Linked DNA regions of Homo sapiens: all the other regions are linked to region 1. The links are chromatin loops, found by intact Hi-C in ENCODE. Cell type or tissue: PC-9. All regions are shown on one strand.

Region 1 (2,500 bases):
TCGGCGCCTGTCCCATTCTTTCCTTTTTACTTTGTGGCTTTTTTTTTTTCTTTTGAGATGGAGTTTCACTCTGTTGCCCAGGCTGGAGTGCAGTGGTGGGATCTCGCCTCACTGCAACCTCCGCCTCCTGGGTTCAAGTGATCCTCATGCCTCAGCCTCCCTAGTAGCTGGGACTACAGGCAGGTGCCACCACGCCTAGCTCATTTTTGTATTTTTAATAGAGGCAGGGTTTCACCAGGTTGGCCAGGCTGGTCTCGAACTCCTGACCTCAAGCGATCTGCCCACCTTGGCTTCCCAAAGTACTGGGATTAGGGTGTGAGCCACCACACCCAGCCTCCTTTTTACTTTCTGGCTTTGCTTTTGGCCAGCATGTTGGTGCCCTGGAAAAAAAGAGGAATGCAGGGCAGGGACTGGGATGTGCATTTCTTCTAGAACTCTCTACCCCCAACACTGCCTCACCCAGGTCTGGGCACATGATAAAGATCCACCAGAAACCTGGAAGTGAATTGAAGGATTCAGACCAAGGTGTTTGGTTCTGTGGGTGACAACAGGTGTTTCTTGGTTGTCTTGTGTCACAGATCCTATGTGACATCAGCTCCCATTGCCAGGGGAGCTGTCCCTCCTGGCTCCTCTTTGAGGGAAGGGGAAAGGAAGGTGAAGGTATTGGGCCCAGGATGGAGAGGGGAAGGATGCTGTCTCCTCCCCGTCCACAGGGTGGCTTATGTCTACCGGAGCCATTCATTCATTCATTCGTTCATTCATTCACTCACTCAGCTGGACCTCCATTGGGTTCCAGACCCTATACTGGGGGCTGAAGATACTGAGATGAGTCAGCTGGTCCCTGCCCTCATGGAACACCTAGAAAGACATACGGACAAAAGGATGGGGATGAGGAGGGGATACATGAAGTTACCCTAATCAAGACGTGTGGTTTGACAAAGGACTTTCTTCTCAAATTTTGAATTTATTTATAGTAACAACTGTCATTCATTGAGTGCCAGCTGTGCACTCAGAGCTGTGCAAAGACCTTAACCTGCATTATCTCATTAATAAGCCCCCAAGGCCCCCTGAAGAAGGCAGTTATATTCTTACTTGGCAGATGAGGAAACAGACCAGAGCAGGGATGTGACTTGCCCAAGGTCACACAGCAAGCAAGTGTCAGATGTGGAATTTAAAGTCCAGAATCCTTATCTCAACTTCTCCCATGGGCCACCTCTCTATGAAAAGAAAGGCAGTGGGGTAGTTTATATTGGGGCAGCCCTACAATCCAGGGAAGGTAGTGGCTGGGGCAGTAGAAGGATTTTCAGCAGGCAAGGGGCAGGGGGAGCAGGAGAGATGGGCTGGGATGGGTGCTGAGGCCCGGACCCTTCTGTGGCATCAGAGCTTTGCTCTCTTCTCTTTCTGGAGTCCTGGGTCACCAGAGCCAGACTTCTGATGTGCTTTAGTCCTGTGTTTACATGAGTGTCAGACGGAGCAGGCTCCAGGGGAACACGGAAATGGCATTAAATAACGCTGAATCACACAGTAAGAAAGTTCCCCTTCCCTTCTCCTCCGTGCCTGCTGATTACTCATGGAGAAAGTCTCTGTTTCCTGCCAGCATGTCTCTAACACCTCTCTGACAGCCCCTAATCTCCCTTTTCAATTGGGAAAAGCAGACTTCAAGCTCAGAACCTGCTAGGGAGCTGGAATGCCAGGACATCATCTTGTTTTCATCATGAATAGTTTAGCTTATATATTTTTATTTAACAAACATACAAATGGCACTTTCTAAGTGCTTTGCAAATATTACAAATATTTCATCCCCATTACGACTTTATGAGACAGGTGCTATTATCCACCTTCCAGATGAGTAAGCTGATACACAGAGAGGTTGAGTAACCTGCCTGGGTCACACCTCCAGAGTGTCAGAGCAAGGACTAGGAATCCAGGCAGCAGGCCCCAGAGCCCATGCTCTTAAGCATCTCCCCAGACTACCTCTGATTCTCAGAATTGGTGCTGGCTCTCTTCTAGTTCCAGCAGTAGCCTGATTTTTTCCTTTACTGATGAATTTATTTCCATGAAAATAGGTGAGCCAATTTAAAAGTAAAGTGGAGTTCAAGTGGTTGTGTGGAAATAGCCAAAGTCCTAACAGTAGTTCAAGGGCTACTGAAGTTTGAAGAACACTGGTCAGTCCAAGCCCTTCATTTGGTGGAGGGGGATGCTCTGAAGAACAGAGAGGGGATGGGACCTAGCAGAGGTCACACAGCGAGTGAGCCTGGAGGCTGCCAGGACAGATGGGAGCGCTCACCTGCCACCCACGCCCATCTGCTTCCTGCACGCAGGACTGATGGGGCGCCAGGTGGCAGGAGCACAGAGGTGTGCTCACCTGCCCAGAAGTGTCCCGGTGCTGTAACAGGATCCCTGTTATCTCTGCTGTTCTGGGAACAGGCAGATCTGAGCCCCAAGGCCCAAGCCCAAGTCAGCATTTTGGCCACTGCTGAGCTGACATCTGTTGTATGTC
Region 2 (2,500 bases), 77 kb after region 1:
TGCTGGCTGGTGTCTGAGGTGGGGAGGGGAGAGTCCAGGATCTGAGTCAGATCCCTTGTCCCAGAGTGGCTGGGAGCTAAGAGTGCAGGGTGGGTTGAAGGCTGAGGCCTGAGGAGTGAGGAGGCCCCTGCTGAGGCTGGATGCCAGCTCAGGGATTTAAGCTGTAACCCTGAGGGCACTGGGGAGCCACGGCCAGATTCTGAGCAGGAGAGTAGCTAGATCAGCTGATTGGCCACTGGCAGTGCGGGAGTGAATTGGAGTGAGGAAGCAGGAGGCAGGGAGGCTGCCTTCCTTCAGGCAGTGAGTCTACTAAGTGCGTTCAGTGTGACCTCCAGAAGCATAGATAGTGCACTCTTTAGAAAAAGGTGGGCGCACCTGCCTCTCCCCACGGCCTTGGGCTTAAGGAGTATGTTTGGCATTTCCTTGTAGTACCAGTTCCCAGAATATAGCTCACACTTTCTGCAACTGGGGTCTGCAAACCCCAGAATGGGGAGAGGGTCCCAAATATATTCTCAGGGGCCCAGGAATTCTAGGAGAATTTAAACTTTTGATGTTTAGATTTGGATGCTGATTCTAACAGACAATTTGGTTTTGACCAGTTCTAAAGCAACACTTCTCTCCCAGTGATCTCTCAAGGGGGAAGGCATCCTTGCTCCTGGCATCGGAGGACTGGAGAGGTAGTCTCCAAGGGCCACAAAAGACCATTTCCGTTTCTAAAGAGTCTGTTCTTGTCCAGCCCTGAGAAATGCTGTCACGCCTGCCTCCCCCAGGACAGTGAGCTCTTCCAGCCGTGCTGGAGCTGGTCTGGCTCACTGTGTCTCCGCAGCCTGACACAGGTCCGGACCCAGGGAGGGTTTATGAATTGAGGCAGGTTCTTTCTGGATGTCCCACAGCTCCCTCCTTGTCTGGCCCTGAGAAATGCTGTCACGCCTGCCTCCCCCAGGACAGCAAGCTCTTCCAGCAATGCTGGAGCCAGTCTGGCTCACTGTGTCCCCGTGGCCTGACACAGGTCCAAACCTAGAGAGGGTTTATAAATTGAGCCAGGTTCTTTCTGGATGTCCCACAGTCCCCTCCCCCTGCCTTTGACCTCCAGTTGATCTTTGCTTTCAGTCCAGTCTGAGCTAAACCAGTTTTTCCTGAAATTCTTAGTAAATGAGTATGGAATCCAGAGCTCCTGCCCCGCTTCCTCCCTACCAGAGCACAAGATTTCTATGAAAGGAGAAGAACCCCTCACCTTTCTCGATTCCCCTCCCTTGCTCATGGAAACTCCTCACATTTCTTCAGATCCAGCTCAGACCAGGCCACCTGCAGAGAGCCCTCCCTGGCTTCCCCAGATGAATGTGTCAGTCTGTCCTCGGAGCCCCTGGAACATGTGCCGCCCCCAGGCCCAGGTCCTCTCTTTTGTCTTGCATTGAATATATTCATGGCAGGAACTGGATTGCTCCCATCTGTGTGTGCTCTGCTCCCAACCTGGCTCACAGCAGGGGCCCGCAGGAGCAGGTGGAAGAGAGGTGCCCCTCGTCCCCAGTGTATTCTCCGCAAGGGTCCAGTGGCCGCCAGCCTGGCCTTTAGCATGGTAGTGTTATACATAGTAGTGGCTTTGCTGTCCGTCAAGCCTGCATGCAACCTGACTGCTAACCAGCCAGTGACTTTGGGATGCATCTCCTGAAATCTCAATTTTCTCATCTAGAAAATGGGTAATGATGGCACTTACCTCGTGAGGTCACTGTGAAGACTTAATTTAGGAGACTCATGTAAAGCGCCTGGGTCATAGTAAGTCCTCAATCAAACCATGCCAGTGATGATGGTGGTGAAGTGCTAGAGCCCAGAGTGCTTTACACAGAGTCAGAAGAGTTAAAAGAAGCCTAATTCTGAGTGCTACCTGCTAACCCTCCTGTTCCCTGTCTCACTCACGCCTGGAAATGGCTCCGCCAGGACTCAGGCGACTGCAGAGATAACAAGCCAAAAGGTGACAGACCCTTGGCCTTGCTCCAGGGGCCTTCACCATCCACATGCATTTAGAGACCTGCACGTGAGGGACATGCACAGTGATACAGAGACAGAGCCAGGGCTATAAACGTGAGCACTCACAGTCATGTGTGTGTCCACACAGCCACACACTCAGAATAAGGAGAAAGAGGCCACTTTTGATGCCCAAGCAAAGACAAACATTTCAAAGCAGAGGTGGCCATGGGGGATCTCTGTTCTGCTTCCCCAGCCCTGGGCCACTGATGGGCTATAGCCACCCCCACTCAGTTCTCTCTGGGTTGAGCCAGCTGCCCAGGCTCATGGCTGTTTTAGATCTTGTGTCAGTGACTAGAGCAGGGACACCACCAGGGGCTGAGCTCCTCAGGGACTGCAGTGTGGGGTTCATGAGTGGGTGCATATGCCTCTCCATGGACCCTGGCAGAAGTAGCAGCAGGGCCTACACTGGTCCATGACTCACCCAACACTGTGGCTTGGGAAGCAGTCGAGGCATCCGGGCCCCTCCAGCTCCCCA
Region 3 (2,500 bases), 82 kb after region 1:
ATAGAAGGTGTTCAGGTCCTGGGAGGTAAGTGAGCACCAGATACAAACCCAGAACTGGGATGGGGAGTGGCTGCCCCTTGCTACCTCCCCCCTTAGCAGAAAGTGAAAGCATTTTGCACAAAAACTCAGCTGTAGGCATTGTGTAATAGCATTGATCTATCCAAAAATATTGAGTGCCTACTGTGTGCCAGGCAGCCTGTGAAGCCTTTTGCGTGAATCCTCTCATTTCAACCCAGGAACCCTTACAAGTCAGTCTACTATTATTTCCATTTTATGGATGAAGAAACTGAGGCTCAAGGAGCCTGAGTGGTTTGCCTAAGGTCAAGCAGAGCAGGGCAGGAATCCAGGGCTTTCCAAATTCAGAGCCTTAACACCATGCCACACTGTGCTGGCAGAGATAGCAAGAGTTGTTGGAGATGATTATAAGGGGAGGGCCAAAATGATCGTGGGAATCCAATCCCCGTGGCAGTAGGTGGGAGATGCTGACCTGGGCTTCCTCAGAAAGGTGTGAAATGTTGACACCCTCCCCTTGGGCTCTTCAAGGGCTCAAGAGGGGCTGTGTTAGGCTGGGCTGGAAACAGAGGGCTGACCATCATGGGTTCCAGAGGGAGCTATCCACCCCCCTACCTAGCCAGAGGCAGCCAGGATTCCATTAACCTGATTCTCTGCCCCACATAAACCTGCAAAGGGAGCCCCTGGAGGGAGGGGTACTGGGGAGAGGAAGAATTGGGCTTCCCCAGGCCCCAAATGGAGCAGCCAGTGGTGCTAGTTTCCTCTCTTGCAGTCCAGGAGGACCTTCGAGGCCCCTGGCTGTTTGAGCGGGGAATAGGGAGAGCGATGGAGAGCCAGAAAGTAGGGACAAGAGACTCCAGGCTGGGGTGCAACAGCAGGAATAGCAGGAACAGGGTGCACGTCATCAGAACAATGGGTCCTGAGTCACTCTGTGCCTGCCCAGCCCTGCATGGCCCTGGGTGAGTCATGTCACTTCTCTGAGCTGTGGGTTCTTCCTCAATAGTAAGGGCAAACCAATGCCACCTCTCAGTGTTGCTGGGCTGATTCACAATACCGGGCCTCAAGAAATGGTGGCTGTTGCCAATGCTATAATTTTACAATCTTGACCCCATGTATCCCTTCTCAGCTTGCAAGCCACATTCATCCTTTTTCTCCTTGGAGCCTCACAATACTTCTGCAAGGTGTCCAGGATTCTTACCAGAGAGGTTAAGGGACTTGTTCAGAATCACACAGCTTCTAACCCTTGGCCTGGGATGCACCCCTAGTGATTGTCATGGAGTGGGCCATCCCAGCCAGGCTACGCCACTCTTCTTCAGTCTGGGTGGTTGCTATTCCTCTGCCATGATTCACGTCAGATGCCTCTTCCTCCAGGAATCCCTCCCTGACCACACAAGAGCCTGGTTAGTACAACTCTCTGCTTTCCCACAACCTTTGAGACATTTATCAGAGTGTTTATCAGCAGTCATCACAACCGTTAGGTGCTCCCACCTAAGACTTTGAGGGTTCAGCCAATACTTTATAATAGAAGAAGAGGGGGTACAATAAATATTTTGTTAATGACTACAGCACCTGTACAAAGGGACAGATAGGTGTCCACAGACTCACATGTATAAGTAACAGTCATGCATGCACAGCCATGCACATGTGGCTTAGTGAATACACATGTATACAGACAGGGAGAATGTTCTGGAACATGAATTGTGCTCATGTGGATGCCCCATCCCCCCACCCCCATATAAACACATAAAAATACTAGAGATGATATTGATACAACCTGGTAAGAGAGAAAGGAAAATCCTTGGGTGACTTGGTTTTTCATTTAAGGGATTTTTTTTTCTTTTTCTTTTTCTTTTTTTGAGACAGAGTCTCGCTCTTTTGCCCAGGCTGGAGTTCAGTGGCGCAGTCTCGGCTCGCTGCAACCTCTGCCTCCCAGGTTCCAGCGATTCTCCTGCCTTCAGCCTCCTGAGTAGCTAGGACTACAGGTGCACGCCACCATGCCTGGCTAATTTTTGTATTTTTTGGTAGAGACAGGGTTTCACCATATTGGCCAGGCTGGTCTCGAACTCCTGACCCCATGATCTAGCCTCCTCGGCCTCCCAAAGTGCTGGGATTACAGGCGTGAGCCACCATGCCCGGCCTCATTTAAGAGATTTTTGAAATAGTAGGTGGAACAAAAATACAGCCATAAAATAGAAGCTGGGAGGAATAGGATTGGAATTACAACATACTAAAATTGTTTGGGAGGTAGATAGGGATAGCAATTAACTTTTGGCTTGGTTGAGGCCAATGTGAGTGTTAAAAATGACAGGGTACCCATGAAAGACAGAATATATAACTTCTGAAGCAGCAGAGGGAATAAAAAGGCATACAGCAAATACAATCAATTCCACAGAATTAAGAAAGGAGAAAAAAGTTTTAAATGGATTATAAATAAAACATACAAGAGTATAAAGTCAAATACGTGTTAGTGTTCACAATAAATGAAAAT

What was found. Hi-C counts contacts between places; a loop is a spot of excess contacts. Peaks named below come from ENCODE experiments on the same cell type or tissue, not always from the same donor. Only the 100,000 strongest peaks of a DNase experiment are listed, where the experiment ranks them.
Region 2: a loop joins it to region 1, with 7 times the contacts of the local background. A loop is called at or near these places in 4 of 110 quality-filtered maps.
Region 3: it touches region 1 in a loop (9-fold over the local background); 4 of 110 quality-filtered maps call a loop at or near these places.

The regions. Positions count from the first base shown.
Region 1 is chr1:22,748,985-22,751,484 of GRCh38, forward strand. All of the region lies in intron 1 of EPHB2 (EPH receptor B2), which reads left to right. Among named protein-coding and RNA genes, the nearest start is that of MIR4684, 31 kb to the left of the region's middle. RefSeq lists an enhancer at 1,530-1,579. In PC-9, no CTCF peak of the experiment used is centred here; DNase peaks (open chromatin) are centred at 1,537 and 1,757; H3K27ac peaks cover 2,331 bases.
Region 2 is chr1:22,825,888-22,828,387 of GRCh38, forward strand. The region is part of intron 3 of EPHB2 (EPH receptor B2); the gene reads left to right. Among named protein-coding and RNA genes, the nearest start is that of MIR4253, 36 kb to the right of the region's middle. RefSeq lists a silencer at 1,149-1,443 and enhancers at 1,156-1,695, 1,878-2,399. In PC-9, no CTCF peak of the experiment used is centred here; a DNase peak (open chromatin) is centred at 1,134; H3K4me3 peaks cover 1,446 bases; H3K27ac peaks cover 2,500 bases.
Region 3 is chr1:22,831,268-22,833,767 of GRCh38, forward strand. All of the region lies in intron 3 of EPHB2 (EPH receptor B2), which reads left to right. Among named protein-coding and RNA genes, the nearest start is that of MIR4253, 31 kb to the right of the region's middle. In PC-9, no CTCF peak of the experiment used is centred here; DNase peaks (open chromatin) are centred at 964 and 1,404; H3K27ac peaks cover 2,500 bases.